Regions from separate parts of the Mus musculus genome. Here region 2 is linked to region 1. The links are chromatin loops, found by intact Hi-C in ENCODE. Cell type or tissue: left cerebral cortex. All regions are shown on one strand.

Region 1 (2,500 bases):
TCTTGGAGAAAGTTAAAGGCTCCATATTTGTATTCAGCCTAAGTATGTGTTTCCTCTTTTGTATTGTTTTGTTTTGTTTCTTTACATATTTATTTATATGTATGTGTGTGCTTGATTTCTCTAAGAGAGTTAGGAAACTAAAGAGTTTCCCCCTCCCTCTTTGTTTCCTTTGTACCTGGAAATGGAGGTAGAAACTATTCTCTCTTCCTCTTCTCTTTTCATCTCTAAAGTCTCATCACTTTTCTGAATAAAGGAGCTTTTGATTCTGCTTTTGACTGACTGATCACTGTCTTTCTTAGTTTGTCATGCAACATATGAAGACAATAAAAGGAGACCCATGCAGGATCTACACACATGCAAGATCTACACACATGAAAGATCTATACATATACAAGATCTTCACACATGCAAGATCTACACATATATAAGATCTTCACTCATGCAAGATCTGTACATATGCAAGATCACACATGCAAGATCTACACATATGAAAGATCTACACATATACAAGATCTTCACACATGCAAGATCTACACATATACAAGATCTGCACACATGCAAGATCTACACACATGAAAGATCTACACATATACAAGATCTTCACACATGCAAGATCTACACATATGCAAGATCTTCACATATACAAGGTCTGCACACATGCAAGATATACACACATGAAAGATCTACACATATGCAAGATCTTCACACGTGCAAGATCTATACAAATGAAAGATCTACACATATACAAGATCTTCACACATGCAAGATCTGTACATATGCAAGATCTGCAAAATGCAAGTTCTACACATATACAAGACCTGCACACATGCAAGATCTACACTTACACTCTTTAGTTTACATGAGATCCTGAGAGACCTCCTGAGGTCACGTCACACACACACACACACACACACACACACACACACACACACACTTCAGACCAGTATCCTTAGTTTTTCCATCAGGCTCCATGAACCTCCAGGCTTCCACCAGAGACTGGAAAAAAATGCTCATGCTAAAAAAAAAAATCATAAATGTCAAAATCTGGTTCCATTTGATAATTGGTGTTGCCAACATTGGTACTTTTTCTCTTCCTCAAATCTGCCCCGTCTGGCTGCCCTCTGGGGTCACTGAAGGAGGACAAAGCTGTGGTTAGTCGTGCTTGCCACTAGAGGGCAATGCTGACCATTAACAGAGTGATTCTAAGGCGCTGGCCTTTGGAATTTGAAGCTCATCTGTACCCTTGACTGAGAGAAAGCAGATGCAGAGCTCATGCTTTGTGTTCTGTACGTGATATAAAGACTGTAGTGCAGATATTGTGAACATGGCTGACAACTGTACTCCAGAATACAACTTAGCATTTGTTTCCCAGTTTTGGATGGTCATCAATTGTGGGGATGTTACATCCTTGCATGCTGTCTCAATATGTTTTAGGAGTCCTGACTGATGGCGCATCTTTACAAATGCTACAATAAGTGTTAGTATATAAGGACCATGGGTACATGCGGAGGAGGGGGTCTGTGTGGTTCCAGTGACTTCAATGAAGTTCTCATACTGTCACATACTCTAAGATCCGAAAATGAACCTTCTTTTCTTACTGTGAGTTACAATTATTTTGTAACCTTAATTTAAATAAACACAGCATCATACAACATTATCTGAGTAGTTTCCTATCTATAAGTACATGGATATATTGGTATCATATTCATTTTGGGTAGCCTTCATATTTTACCTTTTAGGAAACCAACTAACCCAAACAAACAGAGAATACAAAGCCAGCTGTAAAAAGGAAAAAAAAAAATCTACAAAGAAATTCCAGATACAGAATGTCGTGAGGTGAGGGACCAGGCTCTATAACTGGCAACTCTAACTTGCTAATGCCTAGAGATCAGTGGAATTCTCTTGCATTTAAATGCATTCAGTAGAAATATGTGAAAAATTGCTTTCACTAGTTCCCAGGACAAGATGTTGGAATTTGTAAAACACGGTCAGATTGCTTTAATACACACTGTAAAAATAAACTATTTGATAAAAGACACTTTTAAAAATAGTTCCCATGTCTTTGGGGAAAACGCTTTTATTGTGTGTTAAGGACTCCCTGAAAGACAGGAAGCAAAATGTGAGACTGACGGGGGTAAACATGGTGGTAGGGCGACCTCTGAGGAAGGCTGCCCTGAAAGACTGGTAATATTAAAAAAAAACTTTAAAGGAACAAATCTCTCCAACTGAACTTACTAACTGTGATGCGGAAAAAAAGCTGCCGGGTGCAGGAATAAATCAAAGGATGAGTTCTTGATTATTTGAATGTCAACTTGTAAAAGATGAACTCTCTGATGCACACAAGTAAGAAATGATTTCAGATTGCCTCCCCCCGCCCAGAGCACCAATGGCCTACCTCACAAAGAGCCCTGGAAACAAACCAGGAGACATCATCCATGATTGCATAAGAACTGGAGTCATCTCTATTCTCCCGACCACCACTTCTTAAACAAGAAAGACC
Region 2 (2,500 bases), 650 kb after region 1:
ATCTGCTTATAACAGAATTCATTTGATAAAGATGTGGGATTTTATTGAATATATAGACAAGTTATAAGCTTTGTTCAGATGTGCATATACACAGGAGCACACAGAAATATATGCATATGTGTAAATATTGACTATATTCCTAACACTGCCACCTTTTCCTAACACAATTTCTCATGTTGTGGTGACCTCAAACCATAAATTTACTTTTGTTGCTACTTTATAACTGTAATTTTGCTGCTATTACAAATTGCACATAAATATCTGTGTTTTCTGATGGTCTTAGGTGACCCTTGGGAAAAGGCCATTCAACTCCCCTAAGGAGTTGAGACCCACAGGTTGAGAACTGTTGCTATATACTATATACACGTTTGAAATCAAATCCTCAGCAGCTAGGGTTTTGTCATCTGAAAATATATGATTTCATGGATGATGGAAGGTCTAATATCCTCTGGATGGTTCCTACAAGTTCCTGGGAACTAGCATTCTTACAGCACAGACCTCCTGTTTGTGACTTACTTGTCCTTACATGTCCTCTGATTTGTGTGGTCCTTATCCTGAGCTAATATACATACAGAGCTGAACCCTTTCTTTAATTTCTACCAAGTAAAATGAAATAAAAACCAAAACTAAGATGAAAATGGAAAGCCATCACAGAAGGAAACTATGAACACAAGTAGTTTTGCATCCCATAGATGCAGAGGACTAAAAGTGGCACATTAGCCCTTTTGACTCTGAAGTTGTCCCTGAGTTCTTTCCATCTTCCAATTTAGGAGATTCTCCCAGGTTGTAATGCTGAAATCCCTATCCCAGGCCACAGGCCCTTCTTCTCCTGGTGTTAATCTCTTTGCTTGGCTCTCCCCTCTCTGCCAATTCCAGCAGACTGGAATTCCTTTTTGTGGTTTTATCTAATTTTTTCAGGATCCGCTTTAATTTTTTTTAAAACTTGAAGTAGCTAATTTCTGCTTTCTAACACACATACTGAAACCATCTAATTAAGGATGAAGCCTTTTTAGTCCTGTGACAGCATAGTTAGTAATGTCAGTGGAAAAGTACTTTTTTAAGTTGTTCTTTTACCTTGATTTATCAAAGCAAACACCAAGAGAAATGCTAATATTGTTACATAATTTGTTTAATATTTGTCATTTTCCTCCTATAAATCTATAAAATAGTCTCAAATCTAATATAGCATTAGATAATGTGGCTAAACATCTGCATATCCAGTGTCATTTATAACTATGCTTGTGAACGGTCGACTTCCTTTTATAAACATCAAATTTCCTTTTATAACCCTTCCTTTTGTATTCAGCAAATGACCTAAATGCTCATCTCAAAAATGAGAGGTTGAAAAATTAGGGTCTGCGTGTGCTGGCTGCATTCCATAAAGGAACGCAGAAACCAAGGCCTGCTAGCTCCCACTCTTAAAAAAAAAAAATTCACCCTACAACGAATACATTTTGTTGCAGATTGCTGTATGTCAGTTTACACTTGGAGGCGGCAACTTAAATTCTGGTTGAAAATTCCTTCTGAGGGAACACGTTGCTACCGCCACCTGGGGGAGGCTCTTTTCTACTTCATTCCAGAGAACTAGTGCTCATGAAGGATAGATCCTTTTCGCATCTGCCTCGTCAGACCCACACAAGAAGGGGGACTACCAGCTGTCTCCAGATTGCCTTCTCAGAAGTACTACTCAGTAGACTTCTTGAGAGCTGTAAGAAAGGACCAGAATGTAGCTACAAAGACATCCTGTATCTCATGCGTGATGTGAATGAGTTTGGGGAGGTGTGGACTATCAAATAACCAGAGGAGGAAGACAAATCAGAGATTTTAAATATCAAAACAAAACTAGTTTTAAAGAAAAACAACTTGCAGCTCCTTGTGTGCCTTACATACGTCATCAGTAGGTGTTTATGAGTTTGCATGTCCCCGACCGAGCACACAAGAGATTTTAACAGCTTAAGGTGATATGTTTCAAGTATATGCAAATAACCTAGGGAATTTTTCTAGAACAATTTGAATTTGTGAATTTACTACTGTTACATAGTCTGTAAATTATTATACACACGCATATATTCACTGGCAGTTTTCATGAAGTGATGCAGGGTTTATCCATTAAAATGGAAAAGTCTAAACTGTCACTAAGAATGTTTCGTACTTTGGCTTGGGTACCTTGTTACTTAATAGAAACACACTCGGAACTTAATTCTGGAAATATAGGTTTCAGGAAGTATTGATTTAAAGGATAGTCCTGTGAGATAACATATGTAGGCTCTGATTAGAAGACAGCTAATCACTTACAAAGAGGATGTCTGGTGACAGATTAACTAAACAAAACGATGCAGTACCAGTCCCCGGCTAGTACCACACAGTCAGGAGACCAAAGTCCATTTCAAAGAATAAACTGTACTGGTTCCAAGGAAACCTGTAAAGAATACATTTCTAGCATCAAAAGAGGTAAGTGGATTTAAAATGTATCATATATGTGATTGGAACTAAACAGAAA

Evidence for each region. Peaks named below come from ENCODE experiments on the same cell type or tissue, not always from the same donor. Only the 100,000 strongest peaks of a DNase experiment are listed, where the experiment ranks them.
Region 2: it touches region 1 in a loop (4-fold over the local background); 2 of 42 quality-filtered maps call a loop at or near these places.

What each region holds. Positions count from the first base shown.
Region 1 is chr3:131,974,965-131,977,464 of GRCm38, forward strand. All of the region lies in intron 2 of Gm29865 (a long non-coding RNA gene), which reads left to right. Among named protein-coding and RNA genes, the nearest start is that of Gm29949, 31 kb to the right of the region's middle. In left cerebral cortex, a CTCF peak has its summit at 1,172 (motif pointing right); a DNase peak (open chromatin) is centred at 1,200.
Region 2 is chr3:132,627,458-132,629,957 of GRCm38, forward strand. It overlaps Gimd1 (GIMAP family P-loop NTPase domain containing 1), which reads left to right and starts at 2,389. Exons shown (of 3, transcript NM_001372140.1): 1 at 2,389-2,451. In left cerebral cortex, a CTCF peak has its summit at 1,539; a DNase peak (open chromatin) is centred at 1,582.